2 separate regions of the Homo sapiens genome follow, and region 2 is linked to region 1. A link is an interaction called in ENCODE POLR2A ChIA-PET data of the cell type or tissue named here. Cell type or tissue: GM12878. All regions are shown on one strand. Links, peaks and the distances in the headings refer to the core of each region. The heading gives the core; the rest is flanking DNA.

Region 1 (4,388 bases), core at 288-4,287:
CGGTCCAGGAGAAACGTGGTTTCAGGCATGGCTGGATCCGGGATCTCAAGAGCTATTACCATCTCTCAGCTCTGCTTTCTTGTGTGTTTCTTGCTGCCCCTCCCAGTACCCTCCTTACAGCTTAGTAATCCCAGCAGAAAGAGAGCATGGACCAGCTAGGGTATGTCTGTCCCTAAACTGTACTGTTGCCAGGGGGAAGAAATGTCCTACTGGGCAGGCCTGGTTCACATAGCCACTCCCAGAGCTGGGGTCAGCCACGTCTCCAAACTGCTGCACAGGCAGATGCAGCAGGCACCCACGGCGTCTGCTAAACCTTCCTCACCTCTTGATCTAGGTACGTTCCAGCAGAGCAAGGTGAAAAAGAGCTGAAAGTGGCATCAGAAGCCCAGAGTTCTGGTTCCAGCTCCGACCACTCATTCAGTGTGTGACCTCAGGCAGGTCACCAGCCTGAGCTGTGCCTTCATTTCATCTGTCAGACGGATGACTCTGCCCCTCAGAGCTTGCAGACGGCAAGGTGAGGAATGCGGCAGCTGGGAAAGTGACGTTGCTATCGGTCCCCCTTCCTCTTCAGTGAGTCTTGTCAGCAATTCTGGCCTGGTCTTTGGAGGGCGAGGAGCGCCTGTCCCACTTGCTCCTGACCCTTGGTCGTACCTCCAGGCCTTTGTCCAAGCTCTTCCCTCTGCCCCAAATAGCTGGTACATGTAACAACGCCTATTCATTTTTCCTTTTTTTTTTTTTTTATGAGACGTAGTCTCGCTCTGTCACCCAGGCTGGAGTGCAGTGGTGTGATCTCTGCTCGCTGCAACCTCCATCTCTCAGATTCTCCTGCCTCAGCCTCCTGAGTAGCTGGGGTTACAGGCACCCGCCACCGCACCCAGCTAATTTTTGTATTTTTAGTAGAGACTGGGTTTCACCACGTTGCCCAGGCTGGTCTCAAACTCCTGACCTCTAATGATCTGCCCGCCTCGGCCTCCCAAAGTGCTAGGATTACAGTCATGAGCCACCACTCCCAGCCTCCTATTCATTTTTCGAAGTCCAACCAACACCACCTCCTCCCTGAAGCCCCCTACTCCTCTTGATGTTCTCTCTGGGCTACCATCGGTGAGCTGGGACTCACTCATACCAGCCAGGAGGGCAGATTGTGCATATCTCTTCCCAACTCTGTGTTTAGACTCAAATCAGGAGCATGAAATTACACCATGGAAATAAGCAAATGCTACAAATCAGGCTTTATTGAGTGCCTACTATGTGCCAGGCTGGGACTAAAGGCAGTGAACAAAATAGAGTTGCTGGCCTGGTATAACTTGTGTTTTATCTTTATCTTTGTTTCCAGTATGCATTTATCTCTGTCTATCCAACCAATCATTCTTCCTTCAAGCTTTTTATTAAAGCCATTAAGAGTAATATCAAAGACTTTTGCACCAACTTAATACCATCTTCCTATCCACCCACACATCCATCCATCCTCCATCCACCCTCCTACCTACTAATCCCTCCTTTCAGGTGAGCCAGCTCTTGTCTCCAACTTTTATTTTTAAGAGACAGGGTCTTGATCTGTGACCCAGGCTGGAGTGCAACGGTGTAATCACAGCTCACTGCAGCCTCAAATTCCTGGGCTCCAGCGATCCTCCCACCTTAGCCTCCCGAGTAGCTGGGACTATAGGCAAGCACCACCACACCTGGCTAATTTTTTTAAAAAATAATAATTTTTGTAGAGATGGGGCCTTGCTATGTTGCCCAGGCTGGTCTCGAACTCCTGGCCTCAAGTGATCCACCTTCCTTGGCCTCCCAAAGTGCTGAGATCACAGGTGTGAGCCACTACGCCCGGCCCTCCAACTTTGCTCCTCTGTGTTTATAAGCTGAGTTCCCTTCAAAGGTGGGATTCTGAGGAGCCTCATCTGCCCCAGTCCAGAGTCCCCCAATCTGGCCTCAGGCCTTCCCCAACCATCTGTGTTCCCCTCCGCCACCCAGCAAGCTCTGGGTGCAGGAGAGCTGTGCTGCTTTCCTGGGAGCCTGTGGCTCAGGTGGCACCCACAGGTGGCTCCTGGAACCTGTTGCCCCCAAGAAGGTGTGAAAACCACAGCACATCTGGACCCAAGAGTCCCTAGGGTGCAGGTGCACGGGGTGTTGAGGGCTGCGCCTGCTCCGTGCAGAAGCTGTGTTTCCACTCTTGTGCTCCCATCCAAGTCTCACACCCCCCGATCCCAGGCTCACAGTCCCACTCTTATAACCATCAGTGTTCTAGAACCTTCCAGCCTCCTGCCAGGCACCGAGGACTCTCATGCATTCTCTCAGCTACCTCTCCCAACCACCCCACTTCACAGATGAGTCACGAAGGAACCTTCCGCAGGACTGACCTGTGCTGACTTCCAACCCGACCCTGTTGCAAAAGCATGGGTGAGCTAGAGCTGGCTCCTCCAGCACAGCCCTGCAGCCTGCAGTCTGACCTTTGGGGAGGAAGACGGGGCCGGGCCAGGGTGGCCCCAGCTCTACTAAAAATACAAAAATTAGCCAGGCGTGGTGGTGTGTGCCTGTAATTCCAGCTACTCTGGGGCTGACGCAGGAAATCGCTTGAACCCGGGAGACAGAGGTTGCAGAGAGCCGAGATCGCACCACTGCATTCCAGCCTGGGCGACGAGAGTGAGACTCTGTCTCAAAAGAAAAAAAAAAAAAAGAAAAAGAAAATGTTGCTAAGAAATATTTTCTTAGCTTCTTAATTCACATTTCAACAGGTTCTCTGACAAATCATTGACAAACAACTTGACCTCCCTTCAATTCTCCAGGATGAACAAATAAGACAGGATTTATTGGCAGGATTGAATTGGGGCAGGGTAGGGGGCCCAGCAGGATGTGTGGCCGGAGCACACTGCATAGTTCCAACCTGCAGCCCCCTCCATGAGTGCCACGGGGGGTGGGTCCCATGAGCCATGGCCTGCTACGTAATTGGTGTTTAATAAATATCTCTTGGGTGCATAAAGGGAATTTTTAAAAACTTAGTAGCAGAAGTTAGAAAAAGAAATCTTGGTTGGTGGGGAGCTGTTTCCAAGAGACGAAACGGACTGATTTTAAGCCTGGAAACCCCCCCGAGTGGCCCTCTGCAGGCGGGACGGCCCCGCGGGTGCCCAGGCTGTCGCTGACGATTGATGTTCTCACCCCCGCCCGCCTCGGCTCTGGCCGCAGAAGGAAGGAAGCTGACGTTTATTGAGGGTCTGCTCTGGGCTGCGTACCGTACACGGGTGACATCGCCAATTTCCCCCAGGTGTGTCATGCCTTCCCCACTGTCTGGATAAGGAAACTCTAGCCCAGAGAGGGGAGGCGACTTGGCTCAGGTAGCACAGCCAGAAGGTATCAGAGTCGGGATTCAGACCTTCGTCCAGGGGCCGCCCAAAAAATTGCCATTCCCGAGGTCACCATGGGCTCACTCCATCCCCTTTCGCTTCCTGTTGGCAGGTGATAAGGAACAATATGGACTTCTTGCAGCTCCTGGAGGCAGACGCTGGAGGGCTGGGCTCCGCCTCAGTCACAGGCAATGCCCTGATCCCACAAAGCCCCGGAGATGCTGTGGACCAACTTGCAACACAAGACCCTAGGAGGGAGGACGGCTGTTGTCATCTGTTGACCACAAACACGTTTACTGTGCACACTTGTGCACATGGGTGAGCTCCGTGAGTCCAGACATGCACAGGGCAGGTGAATGCATGGAGTACCATGGGCATTATCCCAGGCCCACAGGCACGTGCAATCACACACACACGTGGACATGCCACTGCGCACCTAAGACACACACACACACACACATGCATATGCACACACACACATATGCACACACACACACAGACACTGTAAACATCAGGCTCAAAGGCCCATCCAGGAGACCAAAGGCTGCAGGTGTCTTCACATCACAGCCCAGGTGACCTTGTCTCTGGCTCAGGGCCCAGTGGCCTGGCCAGCTCTGGACATCCAGTCAGCCTCATTAGCTGGCCTGGGGTCCAGGGCTCGAAAGTGGCGGAGGAATGACCACCCACTGGCGGAGGTAGCTCCGGGGGGGTCCTTCGTCCCCGGGGCTGGTGAAGTCACACTCCACAGGGCTGCTGCAGTCAGAGCCCACAAAGCCACTGTCAAACGTGTCCATATCCAGGCCGGCCAGGGGTGAGCCCGCCTCACTCTCTGAGACCCCTCCAGGTGACCGGCCACCCCAGGGCAGTCCCCCAGCCCAGTCCTCCCCATCTGCAAGGGGTGGCTTTAGTCTGTCCAGGAGGCTTCCCAGGGGCCCTCCTAGCCCAGGGCTGCCAGCTGAGACACAGCCACAGGACAGGACTGTGGTCCCTGCATCCAAGAGTGGGTCCTCTAGGCCTGGGCTGGGCTCCAGGCCAGCATCCAGGTCCAGG
Region 2 (4,388 bases), core at 251-4,250, 51 kb after region 1:
AGCCTTACCTGCCTAATAGGGTCTGAGCTTGGGACCCTCTGCTCTGGCTTGACCCCCATGCCTCTCTGCCTCCATTTCCTTTGGATCCAGTCTCCTGCTGCAGAGCTCCAGGGAGCAGGACCCCTTGGGCACGTCACATCACCTCTCTGAATGCCTCACTTTGCCCATCTGTCAAATGGGGGCACCTAGCTATGAGGAAGAGGGCAGACATTAACACATGAGAATTCAAGAAGAAAATAGAGAAAAGAAATTCTCAAGAGAGTTTTCATCTTGCTAACATGCCAGAGGCCCATGAGAGGGTCAGATGTTTCTGGAAGACATTCAAGAAACCAGGAGACAAAATGTAACAAGCTTAATGCCTAGTGCAGTCTCCAAAGGAGAGCAAGAGAATTGCTACCACCACCACCGCTACCACCACCACCACTACCACTGCCATCACCACCACCTCGAATTACTTTGGTGCCTACATGATCTCACTTTATCCCACAAAGTGTGAGGCAGACAAGATTAGTCCCATTTTACAGATGGAGAGACTGAGGCCCAGAGGAGTGAAACGTCACACAAGCCAAGAAGAATTAGAGCTGGGATTTGAACCTGGGTGTGTTTGATTCCTAAGCTTATACCAGGCTGTGAAAACGGGGCCATACCAGGATGAAATGTCCCACAGTTGGGGGAGGCTATTTTATGCTGTTTTGATAACAAGATGCAATTTGTAGCTCTCCCTGCTGACTCATTTTTGGGAATCAACTTGCTGTTGACTTTCGTGACCACTCCAGAGAAAAAAGAGAAAGCGTCTTGCTATTCTTTCTTTCTTTTTTTTTCTAGCTGTTTTTGAGGAACTTGGTACAAATTCCCCTGTGGTTGATTTGAGGGATCCTGGCCCTGTAGAGCTCTTCCCAGCTACCGAAGTGTGTCGTGTTCTCTGGAGAACGAACCTTGGGAAGACACCAGCTTTTGTTTTTCTTTCTCTTGATCTTCGGGGTGAATTCTCTGATAACATGCACTGAAATTTGTAGTGGTTGAAAGATCAGGAGAAGAGACAGTAAAAAGAGCTAATATTTGCTGAAAGCTCATTGTGTGCCAGGGTTTTAAGGACTTTAAAGATGCACCCTCTCATTTAAACCTCAGAAATACTCGAGAAGGCTGTGTGCAGCGGTGCACACCTATAATTCCATCATTTTGGGAGGCTGAGGTGGGAGGATCGATTGAGGCTAGGAGTTCAAGACCAGTCTGGGCAACATAGCAAGACCCTGTCTCTATAAAAAAATTTAAAAATTAGACAGTCATGGTGGTGCACGCCTGTAGTCCCAGCTACTCTGGAGGCTGAGGTGGGAGGACCACTTGAGCCAAGGAGCTGAAGGCTGCAGTGAGCTATGACTGTAGTGCTGCACTCAAGCCTGGGCAACAGAGCAAGACTCTGTCTTCAAAAATAAAATCCCCAAAATGAAAAAGAATGAGTCTAGAAGATAGTTATCATCATCATCATCATCGTCCCTGTTTTACAGATGAGGAAACTGAGGCTCAGAGAGGTTAAGTGACTTGTCCAAGGTCACACAGCTGATGAGTGCCAGAGTTGGGATTTGAACTCAGTCATTTGGGCTCCAGAGCCCGCACTCTTAACTCACTACACTGCTCTGGGGTGTGTATGAAAACAAGGATATTCAATTTCTCCTCCCTCCCTCCTGCCTGCCTTCTTTATCTACCTGCTTTCTACCCACCCACCTACCTATCCACCCATTCATTCTTCTCTGCACCCACCCACCCAGCCATTCCTTGCTTCCTCCCCCTAATATTTATTGAGCAGGCTCAGAGAGGTTAAGTGACTTGTCCAAAATCACGCAGCTTGGCTACATCCTGGGGCTAGCCCACAGAAATATACACACAGTGACAGCCCCCATGGAGCCTATATTCTAGTAGGGAGAGTTAGACAAAAAGAAGTAACAGACAAACTCAATGTAAACTGTACTAAATGTCATAGAAAACCAATGAGAGATCAAGGTTGTGACATTTGGGGGTACACTAGGTGCTAAGAAGTGCCCAGCCATGGGAAGAACATTATCGGCAGAAGGATCTGCAAGTGCAAAGGCACTGAGGTAGGAAAGAATGTGGCTGGCTCCAGGAACTTGAGAACAGCATGGCGTAATACAGTGAGCAAATGGAGGAATAGTAGAAGGTGAAGGCACGGAAATCACACATCTACACCACATGGGACCTCACGGTTTTGGGTGAGGAAGGTAGATTGTTCCAAAGGAAATGGGAAGTCATCATTGGAGGGTTTCATCTTAAGAGTGGCTTAATCCAGTTTACATTTTCAGTTCAGGCCAGGAGTTGGGGAATGGGTGGGATCAGCAGGGGTCACAGTCCCTTGGTGCTTAAAAAGTAGATGCATTTGGAGCTGCCAGGCCCATGTCCACTGGGGTAAACATGAGTCCCCTCAGAAATAGACATGTGGTCCCTTGAGGGGTTCCTCTGGGTCTGTAAATGTCTCATAAGTATGGCCTCTATACCCTTGGAAGGAAGGTGCCATAGGATCTCAGCGGCCCTCCAACCATGCCTCAGTGCTGATAGCTGGTCAGCGGGGAGGAAGTGGTCACATTTGCATTTCAGCCAAGGGGCCTCCTGGGAAAAAATAATTGACACACCCCCTCCCTCAACCCATTTCCTCTTTTTTATTTTTATTTTAAGAGCTTTATTTAGCTATGTTTTACATAACATAAAATCAAGCCACTGTAAATGTACAGTTCAATGATTTTTAGTGAATTTATCGAATTGTGCAATTATAACCACGATCCAATTTTAAAACAATCCCATCACTCCTGAAAGGTTCCTTGTGCCTGCTTATAGTCAATCTCCATTCCCATTCCCAGGGCCACTCGTCTACTTTATGCCTCTACTGATTTTGCTTTTTTTTTTTCCTAGGCATCTCATATCAATATGTTGTCTTTTGTGTTTAGTTTCTTTCAGCATCGCGTGTTTGGGGTTCAACCACGTTGTAGCGTGTGTTGGCACCACATATCTAAAAATCCATTTTTAGGCCAGGCGCGGTGGCTCATGCCTGTAATCTCAACACTTTGGGAGGCCAAGGTGGGCGGATCACTTGAGATCAGGAGTTCGAGACCAGCTTGGACAACATGGTAAAACCCCGCCTCTACTAAAAAATACAATAATTAGCCTGGTGTGGTTGCACACGCCGGGAGATTGAGACCAGCCTGGCCAACATGGTGAAACCCTGTTCTACTAAAAATACAAAAATTAGTTAGGTATGGTGACGTGCACCTGTAGCCCTAGCTACTCAGGAGGCTGAGGCAGGAGAATTGCTTGAACACGGGAAGTGGAGGTTGCAGTGAGCAGAGCTAGTGCCACTGCCCTCCAGCCTGGGAGACAGAGCGAAACTCCATCTCAAAAAAATAAAAAATAAAAATTGATTTTTATTGCTGAAGAATATTACATTGCATAGATATGCCACATTCATTTATCCTTTCATGAGATGATGGACATTTGGAGTATGTCCACTTTTTCCTTTACTACAAACAAGCATGCTATGAACACTTGCATGCGAGTCTTTGTGTAGACATGCATTTTCAAATCTTTTGGATATATACCCAGAAGGAGACTTGTTGAGTTAAAGGTAGTTTAACTTATTAACTTTTAAATAAGTTTAACTTATTAAGAAACTGACAAACTGTTTTTCACAGCAGCTGCCCTGTATTATATTCCCACCAGCAATGTCTGAAGGTTCCCATTTCTCTACGTCCTTGACAATATGTATTTTCTTTTTTTTTTTTTTCTTTTTTTTTTTTTTTTTGAGATGGAGTCTCGGTCTGTCGCCCAGGCTGGAGTGCAGTGGCGCGATCTCGGCTCACTGCAAGCTCCGCCTCCCGGGTTCACGCCATTCTCCTGCCTCAGCTTCCCGAGTAGCTGGGACTACAGGTGCCTGCCACCACGCCTGGCTAATTTTTTGTATTTTCTTTTGTAGAGACGGGGTTTCACCGTGTTAGCCAGGATGGTCTCGATCTCCTGACCTCGTGATGCGCCCGCCTCGGCCTCCCAAAGTGCTGGGATTACAGGCGTGAGCCACCGCACCCAGCAGACAATATGTATTTTCTGTTGGTTTTTATTATAGCCATCCTAGCGGATGTGAAGTGGTATCTCATTGTGGTTTTGATTTGCATTTCCCTAATGGCTAATGATGGTAAGCATCTTTTCATGTGCTTGGTAGTCATTTGCATATCTTGTTTGGAGTAATGTCTATTGAAGTCCCTTGCCAAATTTTATTTATTTTATTTTTTTTTTAGACAGAGTCTTGATCTGTCTCCCACACTGGAGTGCAGTGGTGTGATCTTGGCTCACTGAAACCTCTACCTCCTGGGTTCAAGCGATTCTTGTGC

What was found. Peaks named below come from ENCODE experiments on the same cell type or tissue, not always from the same donor. Only the 100,000 strongest peaks of a DNase experiment are listed, where the experiment ranks them.
Region 2: POLR2A ChIA-PET joins it to region 1 with 13 read pairs; 14 of 35 experiments call an interaction of 5 or more read pairs at or near these places.

Annotation. Positions count from the first base shown.
Region 1 is chr16:27,448,869-27,453,256 of GRCh38, reverse strand. IL21R (interleukin 21 receptor) reads right to left here. Exons shown (of 9, transcript NM_181078.3): 9 at 1,215-4,388. The coding sequence ends at 3,974. IL21R-AS1 (IL21R antisense RNA 1) reads left to right here. Exons shown (of 3, transcript NR_037158.1): 1 at 1-160; 2 at 335-514; 3 at 3,451-4,388. Among named protein-coding and RNA genes, the nearest start is that of IL21R-AS1, 2.3 kb to the left of the region's middle. RefSeq lists enhancers at 357-456, 2,492-2,641, 2,982-3,031, 3,052-3,211, 2,872-3,749 and 1 more. In GM12878, for the core only: no CTCF peak of the experiment used is centred there; DNase peaks (open chromatin) are centred at 456, 2,218 and 3,147; H3K27ac peaks cover 2,189 bases.
Region 2 is chr16:27,397,343-27,401,730 of GRCh38, reverse strand. No RefSeq gene overlaps it. Among named protein-coding and RNA genes, the nearest start is that of IL21R, 2.6 kb to the left of the region's middle. In GM12878, for the core only: no CTCF peak of the experiment used is centred there; a DNase peak (open chromatin) is centred at 2,600; H3K4me3 peaks cover 1,913 bases; H3K27ac peaks cover 3,547 bases.